Linked DNA regions of Homo sapiens: region 2 is linked to region 1. A link is a loop called in an ENCODE intact Hi-C map of the cell type or tissue named here. Cell type or tissue: endothelial cell of umbilical vein. All regions are shown on one strand. Links, peaks and the distances in the headings refer to the core of each region. The heading gives the core; the rest is flanking DNA.

Evidence for each region. Hi-C counts contacts between places; a loop is a spot of excess contacts. Peaks named below come from ENCODE experiments on the same cell type or tissue, not always from the same donor. Only the 100,000 strongest peaks of a DNase experiment are listed, where the experiment ranks them.
Region 2: it touches region 1 in a loop (2.2-fold over the local background); 8 of 110 quality-filtered maps call a loop at or near these places.

What each region holds. Positions count from the first base shown.
Region 1 is chr6:107,598,408-107,604,918 of GRCh38, forward strand. All of the region lies in intron 5 of SOBP (sine oculis binding protein homolog), which reads left to right. Among named protein-coding and RNA genes, the nearest start is that of SOBP, 110 kb to the left of the region's middle. RefSeq lists enhancers at 5,862-6,363, 6,364-6,511. In endothelial cell of umbilical vein, for the core only: no CTCF peak of the experiment used is centred there; a DNase peak (open chromatin) is centred at 2,724.
Region 2 is chr6:107,662,408-107,668,918 of GRCh38, forward strand. No RefSeq gene overlaps it. Among named protein-coding and RNA genes, the nearest start is that of SCML4, 160 kb to the right of the region's middle. RefSeq lists an enhancer at 6,099-6,511. In endothelial cell of umbilical vein, for the core only: no CTCF peak of the experiment used is centred there; a DNase peak (open chromatin) is centred at 3,204; H3K27ac peaks cover 484 bases.

The sequences.
Region 1 (6,511 bases), core at 1,414-3,913:
ATGGAAGGGCATCCCAGAGAAAGAGAAGATGTGGAATGATGATGAGAGGGGTGCGCATCATGCATATGGGGGCCAGTTGGGAGACAGCCTGTGCTAGCGTCATTCTGTGAGTGGCGAGAATAAAATGAATTCAGTAGGTTGTGGTCAGATAATAAAAACAGTGACAGCCAAACAGCTAATTTTACATTTGGTGTTTTGGCTATAGGAATCTCTGTTAGGTACCTGAGCCAGGAAGTACTGTTATGAAAGCACTGTTTTCATGGGTTGGAGGAGGGGAGCAGGGAGACTTCTAGAAGGCGGTTAGAACAGTCCAGGCACCCTGTGATGAGGACAAAGACTTCTAACAGCTGGAAAGGCAAGAAAGTGACTCTGCAAATGACTGTCCAAAAATATTGGTCATCAAGTTTTTATGATCATCTTAATATAAATAACTGGCAAAGATTTCATTTCAAGCCAATTTTCCTGTAAATTTAGATTTTGGATAACAGTCTTAAGTAGCTAGTTGTGTGCAGTGGGAAAAACAAGATCAAAGTAGAAGCAAGAAACTGAAGTTTAAAAATATTTGTGATCCAGAGTGATTCAGGGATCAGTACGATTTAAACTACACAAATGCAAAGTAGGAACGAAAGATTCTTAAATGTGGATAGAGTCTCCAGTACAAGGAATGCAACAACCCCTTCCCCCTGAAAATAGCATAGAGACCATCTAGTGTGTATACCCTGGAAACACTTCCTGGCTATGTGGGTTACCGGCTTTGTGGTCTTGAGATGGTCAGTTTCTGCATCTGTAAAACAGAAAGAATAACTGTGTGTGCCATTTAGGGTTGCTGTAAAAGCTAAATGAGGTAATATATATAGTGTGCTTGTCATTTAGCAAGTGCTCAATAAAGTGTAACTAATAAAGATAAATCCTTTTGGACTCAACTTTTTTAAGAGAAAGAAGGAAATACTAACAAATAAAACTCATATGAGTAGTCCGAATCCGTTTTTTAAAAATGAACCATCTTATGATATACAGCTTTCGGTCATATGGATTTAGCTTATTCTTTACACTTTGCACATGTATAGGACTCTAGACAGAAAACTGGTATTTATCCAATTATAATCCTAAATATTTTCAAGATCTTCATCAAAAAAAACATTTTATTTAATTTGCTGGGTTTATAAAGGTAGAACATTGGATTAACATAAGATGATTTTTGAGAAAAAAAAAAAAAGGTTGCTAGCTCCCAAATTAAATTTCTTAAAATCCTACATTTCTTAATTTTTCTAATTACCTGACCATTTAAAATCCTGACTTTCTTTTGGAAGTGAACACAACCACCTACTTTTTGGGGTCATCTTTTTTGTTCATATGCTGATAAGTTTCAGAATATATCAATTAGGCACTTATTATTGATTTGATAAATCAGTTTTCCTTTGTTCTGGCTTAGATGTCTGGAATACATTTGGGACTTGTTTCAGTTGTAAACATGAACAAACAAAGAAACAAAAATCCACAAGAATGTGGGCAAAATGTCGTTTAGTCAAAACTCAAGTGCATCTCCCCTTGATTAGAGCTCCTCTTTGAAATAGCTGGGTTGCCCATACACAGATTATCAAGGTCATGTTCAAGATTAAAATGAGCTGTGGGACAATAAGCTGCCTATTATGGTAAGAAAACATGCAAACAGAAATTGAGACCTAATGTCTTTCCTCTGTCCTGGCTTTTTTCTTTCTGAGCCTAATATACCTATTTTGTCTAATTTAGTTTTAGCTTTAGTTATGCTTTCTAAAATTACAATGTGTGTGAGGATTGGAATTTTTGTCTTCCAACAGGAATTAGGGTCTATGTAAAATGCCTTTCCTCCTACGGGAATGGGAAGAGCCACATACCTCCTTACGTGCCGCGCCTGGTCAAGGCTGCAGTGTGGAGCCTCTCACAGGGCCCATGATGTGAATGTGCTTCCAGGATGTAGTGGCCCTGCAGCCTTGCTGCTAGGAGACTGGTTCTCACTTCATTCGAGTGGTAGCCCCTGCAAACAATGACAATACAAGGATTACTTTTTAGATGATGAAACTAACCATGCAAAGTTATGTTTAGATTTTGAAGTGCAGGTTAAAAAATATATATGTGGTTGAATCTACTGTTAAAAAAAAAAAAGACCAAAATTCATGGGTTTGCATTTTAAGTTTTCTATTGCAAGAAAGAAATGACAGGACTGTTAAGGACACTGATGGTTGGAGCTGAAGCCTGAGGATAAAGGCCTTGGAATCAGTTCTCCTTCAGTGTCAGCTGCCATAATCATCAGCTCTTTGGTGTATCCTGGCCAAGATATTAGTTTCCATAAATTAGAGAACTTTATGCAAGTGCCACATACCATCATGTTTACCACAGAATCCACATCATCAATGCCATCTATCTAGTCAGCAAGCTTTTATTGGGTGCCTACTATGTGCAGGGCACAAAATCATTTTGGATGGGCATGAAATGAACTCGATTTTTACAGATTTCTACCCCTCATTTTTACAAGATCATTATATACTTTATATTATTAAATTATTTAAAGTTATATTGTTAAATTATATAATGTGTATAAAATAATCTTAATAAAGCCTTTGAATAGACACTCAAGAAATATTGGCTGTATGAATGAATGAACAAACCATACCGGTGTGGCTCTCTATTGGCAATTTTCCCCAATCGGCTCAGACTCCAAGGTCTCTCCTATGTCTAGGGAGTTGTCAGGAATGTCTGGAATGCGGCAGCATTGGCTCAGTTGAGTTCCTCTCTGACATTATTTCTGAGTTGCGGAGTTTCTTGGGCAGAATGAATAGAAGCAGAAGCTGTGGCAGCCACCTATGGGCTCTGACAGCTCTCTGTGGCCCCGTCCCTAAACTATGGCACATCTTGTCCTCTTCCTGTACCCCAATAGCCCAGGTTTGTTTCCCATATGAGAGTAGGGCCTGGAAAGAATTTTCTCCAATTTGCTCTCAACTCCGCATATTCATGTGTATGTTTGAATTTAGCTACTAGAGAAGGTATCAAATATTGTAGCAAGACATTAGGTTTAAAAATAAGTGTTTGTCATCTTTCTGAAACTATTTAGATTAAATTTTAAATGCAAGAAACACTTTCGAAATTACTTTGGAAACATGACTCCATTCCTAAATTTAAGTGTCACATTTGCCCTGGCTGGTCCAGCAGGGCAGGCCAGTGCCTCCAGAGCCTCTCCGCCTTCTGTCTCTTCCTCTCTCTGTGTGTGATTTCCACACAGAATGTCACTGGGTCTAATACAGTTTTCTCTGGAACCCCCATTCCGCTAAATTGACCACATAGAATAATCATACTTCTTTTTGAAATGGAACTATGCAAAGTCTTGAATTTTATTACAGAATTTAATACCAATAATTACTTAAAATTTAATGAATTTCACTACTGACTTAATTGCTTTTGAGTAGTTCCACTTAATTTATTAAAGAGAAGCAAAGACATATTCATTTAATGAGCAGCAGAAGTCTTGCCCTCACCTCTGCCTACATTCTCTTTTCAATTAATCAATTATAGTCCAGTGGTGTGTAATTGCACATTAAGAAAGTTATTGGATAGCTCAGCATGCCTGTCCCAGGAGGCTCATGAATACACTACTATAACACACCTGTAATGACCTGTGCTCAGATCTGCAAATTATACTCATTGCTCTCTCTCCTTCTCTTTTTTTCCTAAATTAAGATGAGAGCAATTTCCATTAACTTTTTGAGTCACATCTAGTCCACATGATATAGAGAAAGGGTAAAAGAAAGACTGAAACAGAAGTAAAAATGGAAGAAAAAGATTTGATCTGCAATTATAAGTAATCTGCCTTTTGAAATTAGCTTCCTGAGACTCAGTCCTGATTGGAGAACTGTTAAAGTGTTTCAGAGGAGCAGGGGTTGTCTATCCGAGCAGTGTCTCCTGAATCATACTGAATACTTGAGAAAATCAGACCAGCTTTATTTGAACTCAAATAGTGACTTGCTTCTCAGCTTCCTTCAATCTCCTGATGAGAGAAATAGGAAAACAGGAAAACCTTTTGAAATCACATTCAGGCAAATTTGCTTGGCTTGTTTCAAATCAAACCAAAGTCTGGAACTGATCCCCATGCAGGAGCGCTAAGCCTCTGCATAGCAACTAAGCCGCGTTAAAAAAAAAAAAAAAAAAAGGAAAGGGAAAGGAAAGGAAGAAGGAGGAGAATCCACTAAAAAGGCAACACAAAGAGCAAATTTTACTTCATTAATGGCCTAAAGGCTCAGGTTATGTGAAGGGGTCTATTCCAGTTATGTCCTGATTTATGCTAAACCAGTAAAACCCAACAAGAACCTCTTAATCCAAATTACATAGTCAGAGACATTCTAAATGCCTAAACCAACCAAGTGATTTTAAGCAAAATAAGCTTTTGATGTCTGCACAACTCAAAACTCAAGAAGCAATCTGTTGACATTTTCAGCAAATGCTAGCTTAGTCTGAGACAGAGGCAGCAGTGGGCTTCTTCACAATATTCTTCTGGGTAAAGTGATTCTTCTCCCCTTGCCTCCCCCGTCCCCCACAAAAAAAAAAAACCCTGCTTCCATTATCTGTTTACTGAGGTACTGACAAGGGCAGATCTACTGTGATTAATGGCTGTCCATCAGAATAGAAAGAAGGATACATTGATACTCAGCTAGCAGATGCTCATGAACATGCAAATGAATGTGGTAAGCCTTCCTGGTCAGGAAGGATTTGCTTTGTTGATGTTTTAAACTCTGCAGCCAATTTTGGGCATTTTGTGTGCTGTTTTCCCTGCTACGGCCACTGGCCATGGACACTCCGCTGACACTTGGGCAAAGCCTGCCTCCCAGTGTGCCTTCTGGGGATGCCCTGAATGGAGAATGGGTGTCAGTGGCAGAGGCACCCCGTGTACTTTCAAGGTGTGTCCTTTCCTGGCACTCCTGGCCTGTCAGGACAAATGTCTCTGCCCAAGGGGCTGTCTTCCTGTGTGGGCTACGTTTGTGGCATCTCATGGGCCTCCATGGGGTTGAACTGTAAATAGTGGCCGCCACATAAAACATGCCATCTGTACCCCTGTGGGTAGCAGGATGGAACACAAAAAAGATTTATTCCAGGAATATGAACTGATGTTTACAGACATGCCAGGACTGACTTTTAAAACACAGTGGAAAACTGTCTCAAAAGCAGCTTAAGTACGATGTAATGGAAGCCCCCCAAAAAGTACTTTGGGGGCATGAAGGAAGCCTCTATGCTCAGAGAGATGTACTAAGCTAGCATATCCATGGCAGGCCCCTTTTCCCTGAGATGTGAGATACCATGAGGTCTCATCATAAGTTTCTGAGAAAGCAGGGCTAGACTCAGAGGGTGCCTGTGGCTCTCATGCTTTGGGGACCTAGAGTTCCCCAAATCCCCAGCCCCTGCAATAATGTTCAGAAAACGAAGGGGAAGGAAATAACTTTGGATTGAACAATTGGATCTCCATGGGAAAGTTTTCTTATTTCCTGGCTGGGACTCAGGGCTGTACTGGGGGCATCCTTTGTTGGTGGCATTATACTCACAGGCAGACATGGGCACCTTGGCTATCATGTGATGACCATATGTCCCAAGATTTGCACACCCTTTTCTGTTTCACCTATTTTGTCTGTTTTCATAAATCAATGGTCTTCAAATGAGTTCAGGTGGCCCAGCATTTGGAAATGTGCCAGTCTTTTGAGAATGCTGTGAATTATTGACATATTTAATTCCCATTGTGTGAACTGAGAGTAATTTTTGCCATCTTTAATACAGTTATCAAATAAAAGTCATAAACAAGAGCCAACAGGTTCACAAATATATAATCAAGCTGTCTAAGCAGTATGGACTGTTTCTGGTATCCTATTAGTATTCCTTTGCCACTTGCTTGTTGGTTTTGTCATCTGTGAATGCTTGTTAGTGGATACAGCAGCCTCGGTCTGTGAGATAAATCCTTGCCTAGTGAATTTGGGTAATTCTTGTTTATGCATGCTGTGGTTATTGTCTTGTGATATAATTTCGTTTCACTGCTCGTCCTGTTCTAGAGACCTGGCCACTCCTTTTATGAAGAGTGGCTCCTGCCCCCACCCCCTAATCCCCCTACACCCTCTATCCCACCTCTACCCCTACCCCACCTCTACCCACATCCCATCCCCACAGCCCTGCTCCTTGTTACCCATCTCCCCTCCCCACCTCCTTCTCTTTGGAAGCTAAGAAGGTGAGGTCAGGGGACAGGCGGGCTCTCTGAACCTTCACTGCAATATGCCTGTGAGGGCGCCCCCAGTGACGTGGCATAATAACACCCTTCAAGTTGGCCCTGAAGCGGGGTGAGGTTTCCGGACCCAGACCTGCAAATTGTGTCAGCACCTTGGAGCCTCCGAATCTCTCAGCAGGCAGTGGCATGTGTGCGTCTTCATGGGTGCGTGCATGTACATGCAGCAAGTTTCGCTGAAGATTCAAGTTAGTGAAGGGCATTTATGTCACAGCACTGTGA
Region 2 (6,511 bases), core at 1,678-4,177, 64 kb after region 1:
TCCCTCCTGTGCCTTGCACATGGTATGTCTTTCCTTCCTCTTCCCTGGGCAATTTCTGCAGCCCAGCTGCTCAGATGAGGTCTTCCCTGGGAAGCTGCATGGACCAGCTCCTCCCCTCCCCTGCTGGGGCAGGCGCCCCCTCTGTGCTGACCTCTGCCCTGATGCAGATCATACTCAGCTTTTCCAGCCGCTCATCTGTCTGTGCGCTTTACCAGTCTGCAAAGTCCTTGAGGATGGGGATTGTGTCTTATTTGCCTCTCATCTCCTGAGCACATGCACAGCCCCCGGAAAGCCCTCATTGTCATTATTTATTTTAAAAACTAATAAGCCATCTCCTTCAAGGATCAGTTTACATGCCACCCCTCCACGAAGCCAAACTTGAATCCCTGAGGGGCAATTAATTGCTTCTCCCTTGGGCTTCCATGACCCATGTTTAAATGGACAGAGGCCACTTCTGGCACTGTGCTGAACAGTCTTCCCACCTTGCCCGGCTCACTGGAGGGACGCACCGTGGCCCTCTTCACTTTGCATCCTTGAAGAGCTACTCACTGCTCTTGGAACTGAAAGTGTTGGCTGAGTTGAACCACTTTTATTCTACTAGCCTAATGACGGTAGAAGACAGTAAGACCCTGGAAATCAGAGCAGTTGTGCAGCAAACACAGAAAGACTCCGGAGTTTCATTTTTTGTTTCCAGTCCTTGAGGGAGGTGTCAGTGCTACTCCCAAGGCAGCCAGTCAGCAGCACACTTGGGGCTTCTGAATGCAAGGCCAGTACTAAGTGCTGGGAGCAACACAAATGGGATAAGACTCAGCCACTGCCCTTGCATTTGTGCTGAATGCTGATTCCAGGTCATGCAATTGTTACGCGTTTTGCCAAAAGTGCCTTTGAGATGAGATAATTCCTTGACCCTTGGACACATTTATAGATGGAAAATAGTCTTCAGTACCCAGAAAATGCCTCTTCTTCTATCTCTCGACTGTGGGTGGAAAGAACAGTTGCCACCTGTGTATGTCATTCTTCTAGCGAAGGGGGACTTTGGCTGAGAGGTGACTCCCAGCCATTAGGTGCTTCTTTTGTGCAGGGCCCTGTGCTAAGGGCTTTGCTGACAGTCATTCATGTAATTCTCACGTCAGCCCAGTGAGGGAGTGATAGTATCATCATCCCCGTCTCATAGCCAAAGAAACTGAGGCATGAAGACAAAGGGGTTTTCTGTCCAAGGCGTTACAAATAGTAAGAGGCAGGACCCAGCAGTGGGTTCCAGGGCTAAGCTGCCTCACTATGGCCTGAGGCGCTTGGCAGTTGAGGCCATAGGGCAGAGTTATGATTGTTTAGTTGGTGCCTAAACCAACCAAATGAGATCAAGACATCTTTGACTATCATATTAGGTTTGGAGAAAAAAAAATGACTGCTACTTCTCCTGACACCTGGTTTTGGACAAGATCTAAAATAGGACTGTCAAGGTATCTGTAGGTAACACTTGAAGGAGAGGGGCTGGGGGCCTGTGTCATAGCTCAGAGAAGGGAAGAGGAGTGAGGACACTTTGGCACATGTGTTCCATTTCCTGGGGTAGGGAGCAGACGGCACGTGAGCCAGGGGCTTTTTCCACTTCCCATTGTTCCGATTTTTTGAACTGCACACCGAGCCTCCCCCCCGGCACTTGCTGAGATGGGACGGTGAACAGGAGCACCAGTAGAGCTGCCGGGGCCGCACTGACTGGGACCCACGTGGGGTCACTTTGCCCAGAGTGCAGGGAGCTGACTCCAAGCCCCATGGTCACTTTTGGGCTATGCCTCGGATCCCCAGTTGACCAGCTGAAAGACTGGATGAAAGGACATACATGCTGAGAACCTCCACGTGCCAGGCACCACAACATTCACCTGGACTATCTCAGGCAGTTCTCACAAAACCATGTGATACAGGCAGTGTGATCCTCATTTCTGGATGAGGAAAATACAGTCCAGGAAGGTTAAGTGATCTGCTCAGCCACTCAGCTAGGATGTAATAGAGCCCAGATTTGAACCCACTGCCCCCAAGGGCAGTCGGTGCTCTTGATGGATGCAGAAATACCAGCATCAACTCAGCTCATAACTCAGTTTGGATCTCAATCAGCCAATGTGATGCATGTCTGATAATGCCATTCCATCTTGCTTCAGACCTCAGGCAACAGATGATGCTCTCCTTCCTCATCTGTTCCTCACATGCAGATTCGGGCCAAATCAACAGACAGTGAACTCCTACAAGAAGGAATAGACACCACTGTTAATTGTAATGTACATTTCTCCAAGGATTGCTAAACATCATTTAGTTGCATTACTTCATTTATACCTCACAACAACCCTATGAAGTCGGTATTAGTATTGCCATTTTACTGATGAGGAAACTGAGCACACAGTTGTGGCACAGCCTGGAACTATACTTGGGGAGTGTGAGCTCGGAGCCCACACTTCACTGCACACTCCCATTTGGGCCTTTCTCTTGTGGATGGATGGATGTCTACGTGCTGTGTACATGAGAACAGAGCCAGTTTATTGAATACCTCATTTCACTTTCACACGTGTCAGTTCATCTTGGAGAGCATCAACCTTGGAGGTGACACAGAGGAGCGTAACAGTGATTCTCATCTCTTGAGTTACAGAAAAAGTCAATTGCCCATCTCTTTTTAACCTAACAAACTTCCCATAAATTCCCATCCTCTATGAGAGAACTCTGTGCAAACATTGCCGCTTCAGAATCTAATAAGTAAGAATGCCTAAGGAGATCCACTCTGTGGCCCTTTACTGTTCTTATTTCCCCTCCTCTGCTTTCCTCTAACCAGCCTTGGAGCTCCTGAATGCAAGGGTCAGGGTAAGGCATCTTTGCCTTCTGCATGGACAGGCGGAGTTGTTTGGCGTCTAGCTCCCTGGCTGCTGTGCCTCTCATCCACCGTTGGAGCAGTATCAGTTGAGTTCCTTGAATCTTCTCCATGTCCTCTGTGTCCTTCAAAACCCCCTTTCCTATTTCCTGCTCTGGGCTTCCCTCCAGACCTTCTGCAGTTAAAACTGTTGGGGTGTCCTGGAGTCCTGAGCAGCAGGCGAGGGGCCACCGCCTCTCCAGCTGTGTGGACATGGCTGGCTCACAGGACGGCATGTAAGGGTCTCAGCTGGAAGTCACTAGGTCTCAGGGATAACAGGAAAAACCTCTCATTATTTCCAGTCTCCTACGTCTCATGCAAACAATCACATTCCATTTTAATGTTTCATGTAAAATGATTTCTGGTGTTGGAAATACTTGAGAAAAACACTTTTTAGGAAAGGCTAGGTTGTGAGTGAGTGAGCTCTGGAAGGCATGCCTTTGACATTGGTAAAGAAAAGGAAGGTAGAAACTGAAACTTATTTAGCTAGAACCTTTAGACTATGTGTTTGTTTTTATTCTTCTTTCTAGGTTTACTTAAACAAAAGAGAAGGCTTGGTACAAAGTAAAAACAATGAAAACAATGGTAGAGAGGGAAAAAGAAGAGTTTTATAAAACAGCAGGACCGTACCTAAGCCCTTTAATTTCACACTCCCCAGCATGACTGAACCTCACCCCACACCAAGACCTCCCTTCCCAATCTCCATCACAGGCCTCACAGTATCTCCTTCGCACACAGTGGCTGGATTAGGGCTCGGACCGAAGGCCAGGAATGAAATAAGATACTTTTATACTTATTGATCCTTTAAAAAAGAGTTCATTTTCATGAAACTTTAATTCACTTTTTTTTTCTTTTTTAGCTTTTTAGCCTAACTGCTACACATTTTCTCCCTGTTCTTTGTGAAATGCTAATCCAGCCCAGGGTTTTCGTTTTCCGGGTGTAACTTTTCAGAAATTGTATATCTGCATAGCAACCCCGCAAGGGCTGCCTATGTCACGGTATCACATGTCAGAAAGATGAAAAGGACTCCAAATCTAAGCTCTCCACAAACTTGGCCCTCCGATTCTGGGCCAGAGAGCTTCTTGGCCTTAATATAAATGGCAGGAGAGACATTTCAGGGCCAGAAAGGTGCAAACTTTTATCTTGTTGATGACAGAAAACGACGCATGACCTCAGCTTAGCTCGGTGGGGACGATCAAACCAGAAACAAAGGCCGTATTTTTCTCTGCTCTTGTCCCTGCTGTCAGCTTCCAAGTGCAACCTGAGCCTGGATTCCGAACCCAGTGTCCAGATTAGAGATTGTTGACTCAGATTTAGTGGTGAAACGTGAGCCGGACTCTGTTGATGGCAAGCCTTGAAGAAGCAAGTTTACTTAAGCCAAGAGAGAGATTGTATGTCAGACCAGAGCCTGGCTTTTCTTTATCACAAACTTCCTGATCTGCCTCTGTTTTAATAGTTTCCACCACCACCACTGAGAGCAAGAAAGAGAGTGAGACAGAGAGACATAGAGAAAGAGAGAGGAAGCACCCCTCTCAGTTCCGTCTCTTCAGTGTTATAAATCAGGAAATTAACAAGTGTGTAACTGGCCTTTGCCACAGTCAAAGACAATGAGCCTTTTGTGTTTCTAACTGGGGGCCGGCACTTAACATAATCAATGAAGAACTCTACTCAGAAAGGATGAAAAATGGAGGCTTGATCCGGCCATTTAAAGGATCTTTCCTAATACTCAGGCACATGGCTTTTATGAGACGCAAACACGGCTTAGAACCTTGCCTTTGGTCTGAAGGCGGGTCATTAAGAGAAATCATTACATCGCTTTCCCTGTCTCTGTCTCTCTCTCCGTTTTTCTTTGGCTCCCTCCTGGCTTTTCCTTGGCTTCTGATTCCATCCCTCTTTTAGATTCTCTGTGCCTTCAGTAATTTATGTGCAAGATATTTTCCCAACCTCCAAATGTTTTTCCATTTGGCAAACCATGTCCCGAAGCCTCCACACAATGTGACTGTAGAGTTCATTTATGCTAGAGAACATAAGCTTGGTTAATGGACAAGCCTAAGTGGCCAATGGCAGTGACCCTGTGGGCCTGGGCCGTCAAGGACTGATCCTCGGGGCTGCCCCAGGGGATGCAGTGGAGGTGGGTGTCGGGGAGGAGTGTCTTTTCCAGGTTGCCACAGATGCTTGGCTTCGACCCTCCTTGTCTCCAAAAGGGAAAGAATTCCTTCCAAGCCCCTTTCTCGTATAGTTTTTGGAAGCTTCAGGGCACCATATGGAGAATCATTTCATGATCCTCCTGATGGCTTTTACGTGAGCAGCTATAAATTGGATGGTTTCCTTCAGGTCTGATATCCTGCAGTACCTGCCATGGATTGTCAGGAAAGTCACTGAATATGTTAGTCCTGTGCCGTTCTTTGGGGGAAAGAAGGCCCAGACCCCCTCCTGGGAGGGACCACTATTACTTTGAGAAATGAAAACTAGAGAAGGGGGTAGGGTGGCACGTGGTGCAAAAGCCTGGAAGCTCAGGAGGGTCATGTGCCCCAGTGAATTTTTCATTCCAAAATCTTAGATTAGGACTAAGGCAGGAGTTGAGGCTGGTGCCTCTTCTCAAATGCCATGCTCATTGGCTTCTCCCTTGAGGCTCTTAATAAGCCTGGCTGGGCGGGGCCACTCTGTGAGATAAAGATGAGGTTAATGGGCTGGGTTTATGTCCAGGCGCTCACAGGGTATAACTAGACAGCATTTGGCTTCTGAAATATGAGCTCTATTCATTGAGTAACTGGCACTTTTTCTTTCTAAACAGTTGCAATGATATAATACAACTCTCTCCGTTTTACTTCTTTAAAAGGTGCCACATGAAGGGCTTTCTCAACTCTTGACCCAGGCATCTGTGGATTTAATAAGCAAATCAAAAGCAAAGAGCCATCCTCATAAGAAAAAGGCTTTAGGCGAGTTTTTTAAGGGGCCTTCTTTCGCTTAGATAACCATTTCCTTAACTGAATTCCTTTGACCCTATACATCTGAGCCAGGAGGGCAGAGGTTGGTTAGTGTATTCTACTGGGCCACACATTAATAAGGAATGGAGCCCTTCAACTGTTTCCCAAGCATCTCTGAAAAAAAAGTCACAAAAATCAGAGTACTGAAGACTGGTTGGCTCTGGGAACGCATTCACTCAGATGTATTTTTAGGCTTTTGTTTATCTGTCTTGATTGATAAAGTAATGATCAAAATGCGTTAGAAAATAATAGCCAACTGGTGAGAAATGGAACAGTTGGAGGCAGCGCGGCAATGGAGGAAAGCATCGCAGACTCCCCCAGACTTTCCAGAGAAACCCCGGGAAAATCCTCTTCTCTTCTCCTTTCTCTTCTTTGGGGAGCTGATCAGGGCTCTGGCTTGATAAAGCCCATCCCCCACCCCCCCACGTCGCAGAGTAACTCATTAACCCCCCCAGAAAGGCTGCCCGAGTCCTCGTTTCCCTCTCCTCACCTCTCCTCCATCCCTCTTCGCTCCGAAGGCTGCCGCAGGCCAACCAGAACCCCAGCAGATGTTTGTGTTTTATGAGCCAAACGGGAGCCTGAAGGATCAACCAAATACCAGCCCCTCTGAGAGGGGAACCAGGCCATCTAACAC